Linked DNA regions of Homo sapiens: region 2 is linked to region 1. Evidence: chromatin loops called from intact Hi-C (ENCODE). Cell type or tissue: GM12878. All regions are shown on one strand. Each heading gives the region's core, and the rest is flanking DNA. Links, peaks and the distances in the headings are about the cores only.

What was found. A loop is a pair of places that touch in the nucleus more often than their neighbours do. Peaks named below come from ENCODE experiments on the same cell type or tissue, not always from the same donor. Only the 100,000 strongest peaks of a DNase experiment are listed, where the experiment ranks them.
Region 2: it touches region 1 in a loop (4-fold over the local background); 3 of 110 quality-filtered maps call a loop at or near these places.

Annotation. Positions count from the first base shown.
Region 1 is chr12:116,334,052-116,339,429 of GRCh38, reverse strand. No RefSeq gene overlaps it. Among named protein-coding and RNA genes, the nearest start is that of MED13L, 59 kb to the right of the region's middle. RefSeq lists an enhancer at 2,209-2,258. In GM12878, for the core only: no CTCF peak of the experiment used is centred there; a DNase peak (open chromatin) is centred at 2,559; H3K4me3 peaks cover 495 bases; H3K27ac peaks cover 1,630 bases.
Region 2 is chr12:116,535,710-116,541,087 of GRCh38, reverse strand. It overlaps LINC00173 (long intergenic non-protein coding RNA 173), which reads right to left. Exons shown (of 3, transcript NR_027346.1): 2 at 4,877-4,968; 3 at 4,575-4,735. Among named protein-coding and RNA genes, the nearest start is that of LINC00173, 5.0 kb to the right of the region's middle. RefSeq lists enhancers at 548-1,048, 3,474-3,703. In GM12878, for the core only: no CTCF peak of the experiment used is centred there; DNase peaks (open chromatin) are centred at 2,867 and 3,587; H3K4me3 peaks cover 741 bases; H3K27ac peaks cover 2,328 bases.

The DNA of each region.
Region 1 (5,378 bases), core at 64-5,063:
AATACAGAAATAAATAATAAAAAGGGCATCCTGGTACTAAGCATTGGGATAAAGTTGGGAACCACTGGTTTTGTGCCTCCCTCAGCTACAGAAGCCAGGGAAGGAGGAGTTCAGTCCTCCACACCCCATTTGGAGTGGCACTCAGACCTCCTCCCTGGCCCTTTGGTTCTGGAGGATTATACCCACTTCCTCATTACCAAGGCAAACATGCAGAGTTGGATTTGCATGAGTTAAACACATGTCTGGTACAACCCCATGTTAATAAGTATTTAGTGTTATATTTTAAAGTCGCATTACAGGCCCGGCTCAGTGGCTCATGCCTGTAACCCCAGCACTCTGGGAAGCCGAGGCAGGCAGATCACTTGAAGTCAGGAATTCAAGACCAGCCTGGCCAACATGGTGAAACCTCATCTCTACTAAAAATACAAAAATTAGCTGGGCATGGTGGCGCACGCCTGTAATCCCAGCTACTCGGGAGGCTGAGGCAGGAGAATTGCTTGAACCTGGGTGGCAGAGGTTGCAGTGAGCTGAAATCACGCCACTGCACTCCAACCCAGATGACAGAGCGAGACTCGGAAAAAAAAAAAAAGAAAGGAAAAAAGTTGCATTACAAAAAAAAAAAAAAAGTCACCAGGAGTCCCTCCCTGTCCACCTCTCTGCTGCTCGGCCTTCTTTGGGCTGGCTTTGTTTGCAGGCAGGGCCTCCCACAGATGGCTGCTAGCAGCTCTAGGCTCACATTCTACCAGTTTAGTAACCCTATCGAGAAAAGAAAGCCTCTCTCCCCATGGTTTCCGCCAAAAAATAGCTGCCATTCATTGAGTGCTTCTTCAGAGCCAAGCCCACCTCCTGGGCACGTTTCTCAATCCTCTCAATTATTCCTCACAATGGCTCTCAGATGTTGTCGCTATTATTATCCCACTTTAAAGTGAGGAGACTGAGGTTACATAAACTTACCCAAGGTCACAGGGCTACTAAATGACAGAGCTAGAGCTGATGCTCTTAATTGTCACACTATACTGCCCACCGTGACCACGGACTTTCCTGCAGTTATTCCCCAAATCTCTGGGATGGGGCAGGGCTCATATTTAACAGAAGACAATGAGTGGCAGCTCTGTTCCAGCTCCTTTGTGGGTGTTATCTCACTTTTATCCCCATTTCACAGCTAAGGAAACTGAGGCTCAGAGAGGTTAATTAACTTTCCCAAGCTCACACAGACAAAAGGTAGAGAATTAGGGCTGGGCACGGTGGCTCACGGCTATAATCCCAGCACTCTGGGAGGCAGAGGCAGGCGGATCACTTGAGGCTAGGAGTTGGAGACCAGCCTGGCCAATGTGGTGACAACCCGTCTCTACTAAAAATGCAAAAATAAGCTGGGCATGGTTGTGGGCACCTGTAATCCCAGCTACTTGGGAGGCTGAGGCACAAGAATTGCTTGAACCCAGGAGGCAGAGGTTGCAGTGAGCCAAGATCTCGCCACTGCACTCCAGCCTGGGCAACACAGTGAGACTCTGTGTCAAAACAAAACAAAACAAAACAAAAAACAGAAAAGCGGACATCCAGGGAAGGGAAAGAAGCCAAGGAGGAGTGTGAGCATAGAAGCAGAAAAGGACACTAGTGTCACATCATGGGGAGCCTCAAGAGCTGAGGATACCACACTTCTTAATTCAGGTGGTTCAGGTAGGCAGTGTCAATCCATATGGAGTGAACCTGTTTCCCATTTCTTCGGGAACCTGCCTTCCCCTTGCTAGAATTACATTTTAGAATTGCAATTAGAATTCCCCCAGCTAGAATTAACATTCTAGGCAGGCTCCCAAAGGAATGGGGATGCTGCTACCAGAAGGGGGAGGCACCCTGGACGGAGAAAGAAGAGAGAGGTCGGCTATCATCAAATCCTTCCGCTCATTCATTCAACAACAAATACGTATTGAACATCAACAGTGGGCCAAGCCTGTGCTTGACATAGAGTCACGAACTCTTAGACTACGGAATCTGCCCTTCAATTTCCCCCTTTCCACTACTGGATTCAGCTACCCCCTGCTTGCCTTCGATTGTTTCAGTTCTTCAAGTTTAAATTTCTGAAAGAGGCCGGATGTGGTGGCTCATGCCTGTAATCCCAGCACTTTGAGAGGCTGAGGCTAAGGCAGGCAGATCACTTGAGGCCAGGAGTTCAAGACCAGCCTGGGTAACATGTTGAAACTCCGTCTCTACAAAAAAAAATACAAAAATTAGCCAGGCGTGGTGGTGCATGCCTGTGGTTCCAGCTACTCGAGAGGCTAAGGTGGGAAGGTCAATTGGGCCCAGGAGGTTGAGGCTTCCGTGAGCCATGACCGTGCCACTGCACTCCAGCCTGGGTGAGACAGCGAGACTCTGTCTCAAAAGTAAATGAATTAATAAATAAATTTCTCAGAGAGGTCTGATTCTCTTGTGTTTTGAGTCTGACTACACGGTAGGTCATGAGCCCAGTCCAATTAGACAGAAAACAGCTGACCGTGGCTCCTCTAAGCAGAGCACCGCAGGCAGGGGAGTTCCCATACAAAGGGAAGTTGGGTGTGACGGACTCCATGTCAACATAACCACCTACAGTCAGAGGGGTCATTGCAGCAGATCAGCCACGTCATCATCCTTTACTGAAGCCATCACATCACTCCCACTAGCAACAGATTCATACCCAGAGTTATCTTTTTTTTGTTTGTTTGAGACGGAGTCTCCCTCTGTTGCCCAGGCTGGAGTATAGTGGTGTGATCTCGGCTCACTGCAAGCACCACCTCCCGGGTCCACGCCATTCTCCTACCTCAGCCTCCCGAGTAGCTGGGACTACAGGTGCCTGCCTCCACGCCTGGCTAATTTTTTTTGTATTTTTAGTAGAGACAGGGTTTCAGTATGTTAGCCAGGATGGTCTCAATCTCCTGACCTTGAGATCCGCCCACCTTGACCTCCCAAAGTGCTGGGATTACAGGCGTGAGCCACCGCGCCTGGCCCATACCCAGAGTTATCTTGATGGTGCTGACTATAATCCTATACTCAGGACATTGGTTCAGTCACAAAGGTTGGGGAAAAATGATTATAAATTCTCCTAATGCAGACAGTGATGATGGTTGGGATGCAAATTATCACTGAGCAATTTTTTTTTTTACCACTGCATTTGCATTAAACCATTTGAATACTACTGAATGATTTATATGTTGAAAGGGACTCTATTCCCCATTGCAGGAGATGAGAGGCACAATTAGCTCATGATTAGTCATCTCTGAAGAAGAGGCATAACGGGTCCGAGTGGGAAAGTAGAAATTCATAGTTTCACCAGGCACGGTGGTGCATGCCTGGAGTCCCAGCTACTCGGGAGGCTGAGAAGAGAGGATCTCCTGAGATGGGAGTTCAAAGCCAACTTGGGCAATATAGCGAGACCCTGTCTCAAGAAAGAGAATGGAAGGAAGAAAGGAAGGAAGAAAGGGAGGGAAGGAGGCAAGTTATCTTAGGATTGCACATTGGGTCTGCCTTTCTAAAGAACAATTTGGCAATAGCTATTAAATACTAAATATACAAAATCTTTTTGATCCAGTAATTCTAGGAATTTGTGGTAAGAACATAATCAGAGTTGTATTGGAAAATATTTCTCCAAGGTGGTTCACTGCAGCATTAATATAATACTAAGCCAGGCGTGGTGGCTCACGCCTGTAATCCCAGCACTTTGGGAGGCCAAGAAGGGTGGATCACGAGATCAGGAGTTCGAGACCAGCCTGACCAAAATGGTGAAACCCCGTCTCTACTAAAAATACAAAAATTAGCCGGGCATGGTGGCGTGCGCCTGTAATCCCAGCTACTCAGGAGACTGAGGCAGGAGAGTCACTTGAACCCAGGAGGCAGAGGTTACAGTGAGCCGAGATCACATCACTGTACTCCAGCCTGAGCAACAGAGCGAGACTCCATCTAAAAAAAAATACATATATATGTGTATATATATATTGTATATGTGTGTGTGTATATATATAGTATATATGTGTATATATGTATGTATATATATTACTAAAAAAATTTGGCCAGGCTCAGTGGCTCACACCTGAGCCCATCACTTTGGGAGGCTGAAACAGGTGGATCACTTGAGGTCAAGAGTTGGAAACCAGCCTGGCCAACATGGTGAAACCCTGTCTCTACTAAAAATACAAATTTAGCTGGGTGTGGTGGTGCACGACTGTAGTTCCAGCTACTCGGGAGGCTGAGGCACGAGACTTGCTTGAACCCAGGAGGCAGAGGTTGCAGTGAGCTGAGATAGCACCACTGCCCTCCAGCCTGGGGCAACAGAGTGAGACTCCATCTCAAAAATAAATAAATAAATAAATTTTTTTTAAAAAAATTAGGAGCAACCTAAATGTCCAATAATTGAAGATTAGCTAAGTAAATTATGGTGCATCCATGTGATAGACTCAGTGCAGTCCAAAAGAAATTATGTGAAAGAGTATTAAATGACATAAGAAAATGTGGTATTTTAAAAAGCAAGCTGGCCAGGCGCAGTGGCTCACACCTGTAATCCCAAAACTTTGGGAGACCGAGGCAGGTGGATCACGAGGTCAGGAGTTCAAGACCAGCCTGGCCAAGATGGCGAAACCCCTTCTCTACTAAAACTACAAAAAATTAGCCGGGCGTGGTGGCAGGTGCCTGTAATCCCAGCTACTTGGGAGGCTGAGGCAGAGAATTGCTTGAACCCGGGAGGCAGAAGTTGCAGTGAGCCGAGATCGCGCCACTGCACTCCAGCCTGGGTGACACAGCAAGACTACAACTCAAAAAAAAAAAAAAAAAAAGAGCAAGCTGTAGAAATTATGAACAATACACCATTTCTGTAAGGTTAGTTTTGAAAATCTTTGGGCAACAGGGTAGAGTGGAGGAATAATATAGTGATTAAGGCCAAGGCTTTGTGCTCAGACAGATAAAAGTTGAATTCTTAGCTCTGGTACTTAACAGCTTGAATACTGTGAGCCTCAGCTTATCCATCTGTGAAATGGGACTAGGACAGCGACTATCTAACACCTAGGGCATGACACTTATTAAACAGATGTTCCTAACTAGAATGTTGGGCAATGAACAGTATGTATGTGTGTGTGTGTGTGTGTGTGTGTGTGTGTGTGTGTGTATGTTAGCTCACTGTGGGTGCTTTCTTGATACATTCAATTCTTTCTCAATTAGGCAGGTATTGCTATTGTAATTAGGAACAAAGTCATTAACATAAAAAATAAAAGGCATAATAGTTTAGAGAGGAACCCCAGGAATATTATTCAACATCAGAAATGTCATCAGGACAGAAGGAATGTCAACTGTGTGCTAATTTGCCACGCAAATTTTGCTCTCGGAGTCGTCTGTTTCAAATCATGTTGTGGCATTTCTGT
Region 2 (5,378 bases), core at 178-5,177, 200 kb before region 1:
AAACTAAACTAAACTTACTTAACTAATCACAATAGCCAAAAGATGGAAATGCTCAAATGTCCATCAATGAATGGGTGGGTGGGTAAACAAGTTGTGTTTATCCACACAATGGAATATTATTCAGTCATGAAAAGGAATGAAGCACTGATTCATGCTACAACATGGATGGACCTTAAAGATATTATGCTAAGTAAAATAAGCCAGAACCACAAGGATACTGTAGGATTCCACTTACATGAAACATCCGGAATAGATAAATCCACAGAAACAGAAAGCAGTTTGATGGTTACCAGGGGTTGTCGGGGAGAAGGGAATGGGGCGTGACTACTTAAAGGTTATGGAGTTTCATTTTGACGTAATGAAAATGTCTTGGAGTTAGATAAAGGTGATGGTCACATAACGCTATAAAGTACTAAATGCCACTGAATTCACTTTATTTTTACTTTTTTCTTCAGATGAGCATCATGCTCTAAGAATTCACTTTCAAATGGTTAATTTTATGGTATGTCAACTTCACCTCAATAATTAAAAAAAATAAGTTTGAAAAAGGAAGTGAATTTGTTTAAAGAAAAATATGAAGTAAATAATAGCACAGAGGGAGTGCAGGTATGGCAAAAACCACCAAGGTGATACTTAGAAAATACGGCACCGTATTATCCACTAAGCGCGCAAGGCAACTCTTAAAGGGCCAAGGCAGCGTCTTGCTCTCCTTTGTTGCTTTTTTTTCCCCTCTGCAGCCAGCTCAGTGCTTAAGAAAAACTTGTTGAGTTCAGCTCAGCCCGGCTCAGCCTGGCTTTGTTAATTGAGTTAAGGCGAGCTGAGTCGTACTGAATGCACCAGCCGGCTGGCCTGGAGGAGATCCAAGTTGAAGATGTTAAGAATCACACTAATTCAATAAGCGGCTGCGGGGTAGTCTAAGTAATGAGACTGTGTGCCTTTCCTTACCCGACTTACCTGTGTTCAGTTGGCACCTTAGGAGCCATGTCCACTTGGTAATATGATAGTTTTCTCCCCGTAATCCTCTGTGTGTGTTTGCTGAAAACGCCAGGCAAGAGGGGGAAGTCAAAGAAAAATGCAGGCTCAGCTGGAAGCCCCGGGGAAGTGGAAGCAAGGGCCTGAAGGAAGCAGAGGACTTTCTGTCTGTCCGTGCATAGGTGCTGGCAACAACCTACATCTTCCTCGTCCAGAGCTTTCCTGGTGCGTCTAAGCGTAGCAATGTACCGTAGCATCTAGTTCATTCTCTTGACTCTGATTGCCTGGGTTTGAACCTGGCTGATGGACCTCAGACAAATTCATTCACCTTTCTGCACCTTCGTTTATTTGCAGCTATAAAATGAAAATAATACTGCTACCTATGGTATTGGGTTGTTGGGAAGATTCAATGAAATGATACATGTCAAGCACTTAGCACACAGTTCCAGGAATGCTGGAAGTGCTCAGAAAGGTTACCTATGAGGATTAGCACTGATCAGTGCAGCAGAAAGCTGTGTTTGAAATGCATTGCAGGGCCTGGTACACAGACACCAGCTTTCCAGACACTCAGAGGACAGAATAGTGGTTTGTAAACATCCTCCTAAACGGAAGCATGACATGGCTTGCTCATGTAAGTTCTCCTGGAATGGTGATGTAAGCTCCCAGGACCAGGAGGGAATAACAGGAATTGGGATGTTTTTCTCCATTCTGGCAGGATCCTACCTACAGGGAGTCCCCAGAGGCTGCCTGCCCTGGGGGCACAGAACCCAGAGACTAGAAAAAAACTGTGCAAAGGTATCCTCTTCCTTCTCTTTTCTGGGAAGCTGCTCCACTTACATGTTAAGGTCTGCATCCTTGGCCAATAAATCAGAAGCCCACAAATCTTGACCCCATCTGCAAGGCCGTGGGTGCAAAGGGCAAGAGATGGGAATCGGGAGGTGTGGTTTCTCAGATCCCCTTGGCACTCATTTGACGTGTTGTCAGTTTCCTGCCTCTTTCTGAGCTATTGTTCCTTAATTTAGGGTAAGTAGACATAGATTCCAGAAAAATTGCTGATTTGCAAGTTTAAAAAATCTGGGGTGTCCTTTGTTTAAATAAAAGTGTACAAGGAAACTGAATCTACAAAGAGACACAAGAATTGCTGGATGGTTGAAATAGAGGAGGGGAATCCCATAGCCACAGGTCACCCAGCCACCTGCTCTCTTCCACTGGCTTCCTCCTTCCCGCACATTTTGAAAACTACTGACTAGAGTGAATTCCTGCAGCAGGGGCGGGGCTGGAGGCACAGGGCAGGATAGAGCATGGAGGAGGGAGGTGGTCCCGGTGGTGGTCTCTAGCAGCATGAAGATGCAGAGGAGCTGCTGTATGGGTCTGCCTGCCCATTAGTGACAGTGTGACACGGGAGTTTAGGACATCAGGTCTTTTTGTCGATTCCTCCTTCTTCTGGTAAGAGCACCCCAGTTTTCTTTGGGGGAACCACTCACTCTTACTGTGTCCAGGTGGTCTGGCTGGGCTTCAGCAGTGACTGGAACCTGGGCACTTAGATCAGTCCATCCCTGTTGCCAGAGTCACTGCTTCAGCAATGGGCAGCTGAATCTATCAGAGCACACTAAACCTAACCCTGGGACTTTTATGGAGGCAACCAGGAAAAAGGCTGGATTTGACTCTGGAAAGATGTAAAACAGGTGAAGTGAGCCAATCTAAACATGAAACCAATACAGGGAAAAGCAAAGCCAAAAAGCTAGAGAGAGGGAAATTCCTAAAGACTTAACTGAGGGCCTGGATCCAGCCATGCCTGAAGCTTATCCAGACCTTGCTTCTCAAATAATACAATGTACATTTTCCATCCGGTTTAAGTTCATCTAAGTCAGGATTTTGTCACTTTGCAACTGAAACCTCATGACCAATACACATGGGCAGTTTATTTAACCTCTTTCAGTTTCCATTTTCTCATTTACCAAGTATCTCTAAAAATCTATATAAAGCTTACCTTCAAGCAGATCTGTACATATACACACATATATCACAGCAGCAATAAGATATTATCAATAGTGGTAACTATTTTGCATATGCATTAGTGTTAAAGAAGGCAAAACAAAGATTGGTTAATATCAGTTCACTTTCTTTTCTAAATGAGAATGGAGGGGGAGTAAAAGTTAAATAAATGTCCATTACCAACGGGAATGGAGGAAACAGGAGGAGGCCACGTGCTGACCAGAAAATGGGGAGGGGTCTGATGGAGGCTGAGGTTCCCACAGTTCTGCAGATGGAGGCTGAGCCCGAGGGAAACCCCTCAGCCCCTATCAGCCCCCAGGTCCTTGAGGCCTGGGAAAACCAGAGGGACAACTGAGATAGATCTGTCTTAGGAGCAGAAGGTTCAGAGGCCCAGACCCTATAAATGTGGGTCATGCCCCAAAGAAGACACTGCAGCTCATGGCCAACTTGATGCATGGGGCCAGATCTTCCCTGGACAGACAAACTGGCCTTTTGTGGCCGAGAGAGCTGTTCCCGGGGATTGCCATCTTGGAAGGCCATTGTGGTCTGCTCAGGAACCCTTGAAATCGAAAGCCCTGCGCTCTCCTTGTCACAGCCGTCGCACATAAATACCACCAGGGGGGATTTCCCATGGAATTTTTTGCAACCACTCAAATGTTTCATTTCCCATTGTTTGCCAGTCCCTCTCAGAGCCTCAACTGTCAAAGCAGCAGCAAACACAGGCTGCTTTTCCCCCAGGATCCCATGGCGCTCGCTCTTGCGTCCCCTCCATGTTGGGAAGCTGGCATTGGCAGGATATCATCAGCTCAGGCCCGGGAATAAGGTCTGTTAGTCAACTAGTGAAGCAAGTCAGCGAAGGGAATACCCGGCCCTGCCCAGCCCATGCTTGCTGGGGAGGCACAGTTCTGTGCAGTCACCCTCGTTATAATTATCATCATGGTGACGAATAATTGCATTTATACAAAGAAATTCCTTCCACACATCTGAAGCACTTGACCAAAAAATACACAATGCAGCATTAATGTTTCACTTTTAGAATATGAACTTGGCCGGGTGCAGTGGCTCACCCGGGTGCAGTGATTAAATGCCTGTAATCCCAGCACTTTGGGAGGCTGAAGTGGGCAGATCACTTGAAGCCAGGAGTTCGAGACCAGTCTGGCCAACATGGCGAAAGCCCGTCCCTACTAAAAATACAAAAATTAGCCCGGGTGTGCTGGCTCTTGCCCAGCTACTTGGGAGGCTGAGGCATGAGTGAGAATCACTTGAACCCCAGAGGCAGAGGTTGCAGTGAGCCAAGATCGTGCCACTGCACTCCAGCCTGGGCGACAGAATGAGACTCTGTCTCAAAAAAAAATAAATAAATAAACTTGAATCACTTTTTTTCTTGACCCCAGGAGCTTTAATGGAATTCCAAGTTGTAGTCCATACATCAGTGCTGAGAAAAGATGATCCATGTCAACTGATTGATTGACGGATTGAAAAGCATTTGTTTTGAGGCAGGCACCGCACTGTGCATTTTGGGGACCCAAATATGAAAAAGACATAGCTGCCTGTGCATAGGAGCCAAATGGTCTAGAGAGAGGCAGAGATCACAAAGCAACATGGGATGCCAGAGTGACTGGGAGTTTATTTGGGGGATATTGATCTGAAGGGTGAATAGGAGTCTCCAGGCAGGCACATGGGTGGCCCATCACCAGTTCACGTGATCTGAGTACATGTAGGATAAATGACCCCAGGCAAGGCTGGGTGGATGTGGCACAGCCTGACCCTGTGGAGATGAGGAATAGTACGATATCCGTTAAATATCCATTCACTAGGGCCCATCCACTGCACCACAGATGTTGCCCTAGAATGGAGTTTAGCCATGTAGTCATTCATTCATTCATCCATTAAAGCCACAGATATTTACCGAGCACTCACGATGTGCCAAGGAAGACTAGGTGCTGGGGAGGCAGAGGTGATCAAGATCAATCTGGTATCTTTCCTTTTGGAGCTTCCATACTGGTGGAGCAGAGGGCCATTAAACAAATACACGTGTCAAATAATAAAGAAATATATAGTACAGGCTGGGCACGGTGGCTCAAGCCTGTAATCCCAGCACTTTGGGAGGCTGAGGTGGGTGGATCAGTTGAGGTCAGGAGTTCGAGACCAGCCTGGCCAACACGGTGAAAACCTGTCTCTACTAAAATTACAAAAATTAGCCAGGCATGGTGGTACGTGCCTGTAATCCCAGCTACTTGAGAGGCTGAGGCAGGAGAATTGCTTGAACCCAGGAGGTGGAGGTTGCAGTGAGCCAAGATCGTGCCACTGTACTCCATCCTGGGCAATAGAGCAAGACTCCATCTCAAAAAAAAAAAAAAAAAAAGGAACTATACAATACAATAAAAGACAACCTAATACACATAAAAGCA